Linked DNA regions of Homo sapiens: region 2 is linked to region 1. A link is a loop called in an ENCODE intact Hi-C map of the cell type or tissue named here. Cell type or tissue: PC-9. All regions are shown on one strand. Each heading gives the region's core, and the rest is flanking DNA. Links, peaks and the distances in the headings are about the cores only. Region 1 has its middle 77 kb from the start of NEURL3. Region 2 has its middle 19 kb from the start of NEURL3.

Evidence for each region. Hi-C counts contacts between places; a loop is a spot of excess contacts. Peaks named below come from ENCODE experiments on the same cell type or tissue, not always from the same donor. Only the 100,000 strongest peaks of a DNase experiment are listed, where the experiment ranks them.
Region 2: a loop joins it to region 1, with 6 times the contacts of the local background. A loop is called at or near these places in 3 of 110 quality-filtered maps.

The regions. Positions count from the first base shown.
Region 1 is chr2:96,425,664-96,430,055 of GRCh38, forward strand. No RefSeq gene overlaps it. Among named protein-coding and RNA genes, the nearest start is that of NEURL3, 77 kb to the right of the region's middle. RefSeq lists an enhancer at 1,793-2,992. In PC-9, for the core only: no CTCF peak of the experiment used is centred there; a DNase peak (open chromatin) is centred at 2,468; H3K27ac peaks cover 2,433 bases.
Region 2 is chr2:96,484,294-96,488,685 of GRCh38, forward strand. No RefSeq gene overlaps it. Among named protein-coding and RNA genes, the nearest start is that of NEURL3, 19 kb to the right of the region's middle. RefSeq lists enhancers at 1,129-1,821, 1,507-2,156. In PC-9, for the core only: no CTCF peak of the experiment used is centred there; a DNase peak (open chromatin) is centred at 1,918; H3K4me3 peaks cover 831 bases; H3K27ac peaks cover 700 bases.

The DNA of each region.
Region 1 (4,392 bases), core at 193-4,192:
ATTAAGTAACAGAAATCCATTAAATGTCTACATTGTTTCTAAGTACAATAAACTACCAAAACATTCATGGCTAAGTGTATTAGTCCATTTTCACACTGCTATAAAGAACTTCCCTGAGACTAGGTAATTTATAAAGGAAAGAAGTTTAATTGACTCAGAGTTCCACATGGCTGGGGAAGCTTCAAGAAACTTAAAATCACGGTGGAAAAGGAAGCAGGCACCTTCTTCACAAGGCGGCAGGAGGGAGAAGAGGGAAAGAGGAACTTCCAAACACTTATAAAACCATCAGATCTCATGATAACTCACTCAGTATCATGAGAACAGCATGGGGGAAATCACCCCCATGATCCTATCACCTCCCTCCCTCGACACGTGGGGATTACTATTTGAGATGAGATTTGGGTGGGGACACAGAGCCAAATCATATCATTAAGATTAAGTTTAAATTTATATACTTTGGAGTTTTTCTTTTTACATGGTATAGGTAGATAAAATACATTTGGATCTGTTAGTAAACATTCTTTTTGTCATATTGAAAAATTTTACTATAAAGAAACAGTATATGTCTCTAGAAATTGTCAGATAGTATATTCATAAAACACTTGTTAGTATTTGTATAGTATTTTGCTAATCTGCTATAGAATACTGGTATGTGATGACAGTTCACAATTGTATGCTTCCTAGTTTTCTCTGTAAAAGAAAGGTTACTAATAGTTAAAATTATAATTAATATATGTAATTAAAACTATTAAAAATAATAAAGCTGGAGGAAAACAACTGCATATGAAAAGTATGCAAGGAAAATCGGATGTGTATGTATGCAAAGAAAGTAAGATGAAGGTATGTTTTTTTGTTAAGAGAAAGAGGGTAATTTTATTTTAATGTATTAATAGAACATCTAGTTGTTCCAGAATGAGAAAGGAAAATGTGGGGCAGGAGGTGAGGGGACCTGAATGGATGTAGAAGCGTTGTGGAAAAGGAATCTTGGAAAAGGAATTTTATGTATGGTCAAGCTGGCTAAGATTTGAATGGATTTATTTATGTTTTTTTAAGCCCTAATATCAGAAGTACGTTGGTGCAAAACTAAAATTTGGTTTTTCTCTCTGTTAAAACAACAAAGTTTTCTTAGAAAGAGGTTGTAAAAGGTTTTTCTTCACCTTTTAAATAATCTGTCTAGGAAAGCAAGATTTTACATATTCTCAGAAGAATCTCCTGTGCTTTATGTTAATCTTTGTCATGTCCTTGATTATTTAAGAGTACCAACACTTGTCACTTTTAAAAGAGCTGAAGTTTTTTTTGTGTGTGTGTGTGACAATTTTGCCTTCCCAAAAATCAAATCCTAAATGAAATCTTGTTCTCAAACTGACTTTGAGATTTCCCAGAGGGCTTCTTGAAAATCTTCAAGGATTGGTTCTTTAATCTTGTAAAAAGAGAAAATATAAAAATAAATTGGTGTATTTGATATGTTTAATGCATGAAAAGATGTTGTCACATAAGAAGGGATGCTTATCCTTTCCTGTGTTATATTTAGGGACATGAATAAGCTGTGGGGTCCTAATAAGGGAAAAAGAATCAGGCTGGTGGGAGCAGGAGAAAGCAAAAAGAAAAGGCAGATAAGCCATGCGTCTGTCCTTCTTCATGGTCCAGGACACACAGTCCTCCTGTACAAATAACTCACAATCTGCCTGTGCCCAGCTATCACCAGACCCTTGCCTGACAGAAAAATGCAAGCTAGCTCACTGCAACCTTGGTATTATCAGTATTGCACGCAGCCCTCTCCATCACAAGCACCATCCTATTAAATCCCCAGCAGTCAGCTCCTCTCTTGCTGATCTGCCTGTTGCTTTCTTGCAATGTATTTTCCTATTTTCGCTAAAAAATTTGCCTTTCTGTACCGACAATTGTCTTGGTAAATTCTTTTACCACCCACACCACCAGCCCCAGCTAGTTGCTATCCATGACATTTGGGTGGCCCATATGAAGACTCTCTCTTCTTACAGGAAACCCTCTCCCCTCTCTCTTTCCCAACCCAGGGCCCTCGGTGGACAGCGTCTAAGCATGGAGACAACTGAAGGTCTCTGGCCGAAGTTACACTCTGGTGGGACTGAAAGGTGTCCATATGAAAGTGTCTAACTGCCACCACCCATCAGGTGAGGGACCTAAGTTTATTTTCTCTTTTCAGTCTTCCAGCAGCCGGCTGCTAGTATCCCTCTAGCAACTAACAGCAACCAGCTGGGGCTGCTACTCAGTGTTGCCTAAAGGCCAAAGGGTGAACAGGGTTGGCTGCCTTGCCTGTGATGGAGGAAAATTCCCTCTTCTCTCTTTTCTGGCCAAAGGTCCCTAATCCCTATGTATGACATGACTGGCAGCGGTAGCTCATTCAGAGTGACTTCACACACATTTTGGGTGACTCATATCCTCTCTTTCTCACTCTAAATTCTCCTGTGGAGTCACCCAGTCATCTTGCTCTGGATGTTGCTAAATCAGGTGATCCCAGACAGCCTCAGAATGGTACATCTTTCTTTACCCACCCCCTCTCCTGGACTGGCACCAAGCCAAGTTGTTCCTTTACCCTTTTTCCTCATACCTGGGTTAATCACCCAGCATAACAGCATACCTGGACTGGCCATCTGGCATAAGGCACCAGCATGAAGAGGTCTTTTCTAATGGGTGGGACACCCCTTTAGAAAGTGCACCTGAGGCCAGGCGAGGTGGCTCACACCTGTAATCTCAGCATTTTGGGAGGCCGAGGCAAGCAGATCACGATGTCAGGAGTTCAAGTCCAGTCTGACCAACATGGTGAAACCCCATCTCTACTAAAGATACAAAAAATTAGCTGAGCGCGGTGGCGTATGCCTGTAACTCTAGCTACTGGGGAGGCTGAGGCAGGAGAATCACTTGAACCCAGGAGGTAGAGGTTGCAGTGAGCTGAGATCCCCCCATTGCACTCCAGCCTGGGTGACAAGGCGAGACTCCATCTCAAAAAAAAAAAAGAAAGAAAAAAAGAAAATGCACCCAAGTCCCTAAGCAGACATGAGTGAAACCCTTTTCCTCAGTGGGATGCCCCAAGAGAATGTGTGGTTCATGTCCCCAGGAGATGTTAGCCCTGAGTGGCTCATTTTCCAGTCCTTCCGTCGGACCCATCTATTCCTTCAAACTCACTTCTAGGCTGCATTCCAAAGCACTGGGACAAATTCAACCCCCAAACCCTCAAAAAGGAAGGTCTAATTTTCTTGTGAAATAAAGCATGGCCCCTCTGCAGAAAATCCTCAAATTAGTCTCCTCAGTCTTTTGTAACCAAGAGCAGAATAAGGAGGACAGGGCTAAGGAGAAAGAAAAATACAGGGACAAAAGGCAAGCTCAACTGTTGGCTGCTGTACAAGCCCCAGCCCCTCCCCATAGCTCTAAGGAAACTTCTCCAGGTAGTTGCCAGGCCACTGGAAGGCAAACTACCCCAATGGGATAAATGGGAAAAAGCTCTACATGGCTCTGCCACAAGCTCAGCCACTGGAAATGAAGCTTCCTTGAGGGCTGAAGTGCCTCCAGGATGGAATTCCAACCCTTGGTGGCCTTGAACTGAAGGGGCTCTCTGCTCCAGCTGCTTCCAAATCAGACACCACCATCAACACAACAAAACCAAGGGCAACTCTGAAGGTGGCAAGTGAAATTATAAATTTCCCTTTTAAGTTCAAAAGCTACTTACTCTGTACTAATCTTCCCTGAACAACTCTCCTCCAAATTCTGTCAGGTAATGAGGGCAAGCAGCACCTGCTCCCTCCCCCAAAAAATTCACACCCCTTTATATTACTTAAGGAACCAACGACCTTTCTCCCAACAGTCCCTATAGTATCTAAATAACCCAAACTCCTTTGGGACAAAAATATACTTTCCAAAATGGGTGCCTGCTTAATATTTACCCAACTTCTGAATTCATCTTTCCCTCTAATAGCCCTATTTCTCCCAGGAATGCCAGCTAAATCTTTAACCAATAACCTTCACCTAGATAGTCTTACCTCCAGGGTTAAAAATAGCCCACACTTATTCAGACAAACCCTAGCAAGAAATCTAACCAAGCAATCTCTAAGGGGGACTAACTTCTACAGTGTGTAGATCACCTCCTCATTTGCTCCCCCTTCACAGAACTCACACAGCAATGTGCAGTACAAACCTTAACTTCTTAACTAAAGGAAAATAATTGTTGTCTAATCCAAAAGCTATTTAAAAGTTATAGTTGTTCTAACATTGGTTCCCTACATTGAAACAAAATTTTCTTAAGGTATTAATGATGGCAGCAGTGGGCCATCTGGAGTTGACACTGCCATCACACAAGCTGCAGCAGGGAGGCATGGCTGGGGCTTCATGCTCAATGAAGCCAGTAAAGTGGGGGACAAG
Region 2 (4,392 bases), core at 132-4,131, 59 kb after region 1:
TTCTCTCGGCTTTACCCCAAGGAGTAGGGGTGACAGCTGCTCCCACTGCGTGCTGACAGCATCGAATTTCTGGGCCTCATACATTCACTGGGGGTGAAAAAGCCAGCCTTGGGCCTCTCAGAGGCCAGCCCCCAGTCTATCCCCCAAGAGGACACACACTTCCTGACATCTCCTTGTGACTGGGAGAACACACATTTGCTACACAGGTATGGGACCCTCTCTCCTCACAAATATTTTAAAAGGGTTCTACCTTAGGGTAACCCAAGGGCCTGCCTCCCCCCATTTTAGCCAATGGTCATATCCTCTTAGTCTCAATTTAGGGAAAGGACAGGCAGTCTATTCCCTCCAATATAATACTTGGTGCTGTGGTTGAATGTCCCCTCCAAAACTCATGTTGAAATTTAATTACCATTGTGAAGACCTTAAGAGATGGGTGATTAGGCCATGAAGCCTCTGCCCTCATGAGTGAAACAATATTGTTATTGCAGGAGTGAGCTAGTCACTGAGGGAATGGGTTCCTGATAAAAGGGTGAAGTTCAGTCCCCATCTTCCCTCCTACCCTCCACCTTCCACCTTGGGATAACTCAATATGAAGGCCCTCGCTAGATGCCAGAGCCATGCCCTTGGACTTCCCAGAGCTATGAACCAAATAAACCCTTTTCTTTATAAATTGCCCAGTCTGTGGTGTTCTAACAGTAAAAAACAAACAAACAAACAAAAAAAGGAATAAGACACTTGGGCTTCTCCTTCCAAGTCCCTGTCAGCCCCAGGACTGCACATACTCCTGGGGGGAGACAGGCAAGGAGCCAAAATGTATTTGATCCTTTAAGTCAGCGGAATCCAAGAGCATTTGAGGGAGTCAGGAGGGGTCCTGAACAGAAAGCCAGGAAGATGTTTAGGGCCAGAAACGGGGATTAGGAAGTGCCCTCCTCTCGTGGTCAGTCTCCATCTCAATCACTGTGTCCAAGTTGGCCCTTTTTTTGTTGAGAACTTTGTGGGGAATGGGGACTGTTCAGGTGATCCGCCTCCATGTCAAGCCATAAATGGCTCAGCTTGAGGCAGAAGGGAGTCTTGGCTGGGATTCAGCGATTCCAGATCTGGTCCCAACCATACCATGGGCTGCTGTGTGGCTGCAGGCAAGTCACACAAAGCCTCTGCGCCTCAGTTTCCTGGCTATAAAATGAGAATGTCACCCCCTGCTGTGCCCCTCGCACTTCACACAGATCTGAGAGAAACAAGCTGGCTGCGCCAGAAAACCACAGAGGCACCACCTCTAGATTCCTGTGGAGATCCTACCACCCATTCCTTCAAAGGAAGGGACTGGGGAGCAGGGCAGCTGGCAGCAGAGGCTAATCTGCTGTGCAGGTCTGTGGAGGAAGGGACCGTGCGCGGTTCTCTTCCCTCTGCCTCCAGGCTTAGGAGTCATCCCCCACACGCGGGACCCCCAGTCCCCACTGTAGACTTCTTCCAAGTGGAATTTCTTCAACAGTTGATCAGCAGGGGGGTCAGGGCGTGCAGTGCAGGGGTGGGGGTGGGGGTTGCGAGAGGAGTGCCATCAGGGAGTAATGCTGGCGAGGCCTCATGAGGACAGCACGCTGGGGCCCTGTGTGCGATGGGCGCCAGGGGCAGGTGACATGGTGGACCCGGTCTCCCCCTTCCCTCTCCAATTGATCTAACAGAAAGCCTGATGTGAAAGTCTGGACGAGGGAATTTTCCCATATCTGCAGGAAAGCCCCGTAGCAGGTCCCTGGAGCCAGCCCGGGCAGGCCTCCGCTTACAGGACGCTAAAGATCCCTGGTTGCAGTTCTACTTTCTTTTTACTGCGTGTATTCTGCCCCTGTGATAATGATTCATTACACGCTTCCTCCATTGTTTTACTCCAGTGACCTCACGTCAAGGGAACCTGTGATCTCAGGCTTCTAGGAAAGCGAAACTTAGCCGCAGCCTGCCTCTCTCCCAGCCTGCCTTACAAGCACTGTGAGTTGCTGGCTGGCCGAGGCCCTGGCAGATCAGACCTCCTGCAGCCCCAGGGATGGCACGGGCACCGCCACTCACGCAGCCGGTAGAGCGCTCCTAGGGCAGGCCCATCTCGCTTCCCTCTCGCCTCTCCCCCCCGCTTTTGCTTGGGCCAATCCGACCTCCTCACCTCCTCGTAGCTCCCCCAGCACACCTTGCCTTTGCCATCTCTGCATGTGCCGCGCCTGCTGTCTGGAAGACCGGCATCCATTCCCCTCTGCCTTCCAAACTCTCCCTGTAGGACCAGCTCAAAAGGCATCTCCTCTTCAGCTGTTCCTGCTGCCAGGGCTAATATCGTCTTCCTCTTTTTTCCCCACTAGCGCTTCTTTGTCTATTTTGGAGAGGTTTTGTTTTGGATAACTTTTTAATTGAGATGTAACTCACATTATCATAATATTCGTCTTTTTTAAATGCACAGTTCAATGGTTTTTAGTATTCTATTCACAAAGTTGTGCAACTATCAGCATAATTAATTTCAGGATATTTTCCTCACCCTAAAAAGAAACTCCGTACCCTTTAGTTGTCACTCCTCATTTCTGCCTCTCCCCAGCCTCTGAAACCCACTAATCTACTTTCTGTTTCTGGATTTGCCTATTGTAGACATTTCATATGGATGGAATCGTGCATATATGGCCTTTGGTGACTAGTTTCCTTCTCTTAGCATAACATTTTCAAGGCTCATCATGATGTAGCCTGAATCAGTATTTCATTCCTTTTTAAGGATCAAATAATATTCATTTCTACCTTGGGGCCATTATGAATAATTCTTCCATCAACATTTGTGTACAAATTGTGTGTGGAAGTGTTTCCAATTCCCTTGGGTATATATGTAGGAGTGGAATCGCTGGCTCATACAGTCCTTCTGTGTTTAAGTTTTTGAGGAGCCACCACTGTTTCCCAAAGCAACTGTTTTTGGCTTTTTAACCAATATGTAAGCTCATTCTCATTGTTAAAAAAAAAAAAAAAAAAGTCCCCACATGCCAGTGAAATGTTCAAGTCCTCCCAATCACATCCCCATCCCAGTCCTTTCCCAGGGTCACTTCTCTTACCCTCCTGGACCCTTTGCCATTCATATACCAACACACACACACATTATTTTATGCATTTTTATATTCATGACATTTACTGTATGCTACATCCTGTATGTCAGAAACATAATGAAAACGTATTCCTTGGGCTGGATGCAGTGGCTCACACCTGTCATCCCAACCTTTGGGAGGCTGAAGTAGGAGGATTGCTTGAGCCCAAGGAGTTCAGGACCAGCCTGAGCAACACAGCAAGATCCTGTCTCTACAAAAAATTTAAAAAATTAGCCAGATGTGGTGGTGCCCACCTGTTGTCCCAGCTACTTGGGAGGCTGAGGTGGGAGGATTGCATGAGCCCAGGAGGCGGAGGCTGTAGTGAGCTATAATCACGCCACTGCACTCCAGTCTGGGTGACAGAGTGAGACCCTAGTTCCAAACAAAATAAAGTAAAAAAATCAAAAAATAAAAACTTATTCCTTGGAACCACAGCACAATGTTCTATAATATGGATAAACCATGGTTGATATAACCACTTTCCTATTGGTAAATATATAAAGTTTGTTTCCAAGTGCTTTCCTGTCATGAGAATTGCTGCCAGGTCATTCTTGCAAGCAGTGAGTGACTTTCTGGAGTAGACACTGGTGGGCGATAGTGTATGAATAGTTTAAATTTTAGTAGATAATGCCTCCAATGTTTTTGTGTAATTGATTTCTTTTTTGTTTGTTTTTGATTTTGTTTTGAACAGGGTCTCACTCTGCCATCCAGGCTGGAGTGCAGTGGCATGATCATAGCTCTCTGCAGCCTCAATCTCCTGGGCTCAGGCAATCCTCCCACCTCAGCCTCCCAAGTAGCTGGGACCACAGGCACAGGCCACCACACCTGGCCAATTTTTTAATTTTTTTGTAGAGATAAGGTCCCCCTATGTTGCCCAGATTGGACTTGAACTCCTGGGCTTAAGTGATCCTCCTGTCTCAGCCTCCCAAAGTGCTGGGATTACAGGCCTGTGCCACCTTGCCCGGCAGTGTAAAAGTTTTCTAACTGAAATGTTGTACCCTTTCACCATTTCACCATCCAACCAAGTTCTATTTTGTTGGTGTCTTGCTGCTGTCTTAATTTGCACTTCCCAGGCTCTTGCAAAGTTTATTCTCATGTTTATTGACCCCATAAGTGATTGGATTGATTTCTCCGTATGTGATCTTGGACACTCACTGTGAGCTATCTGTGCTTTTCTTATTGATTGTAGGAGTAAGTGTTTTGTAAGTTTCAACATCATTCCATTCTGTTATATGTGTTGAAAGTCTCTACTTCCCATCTATTATCTTGCTTCTTAGTTTTATTCATGGTATCTTTT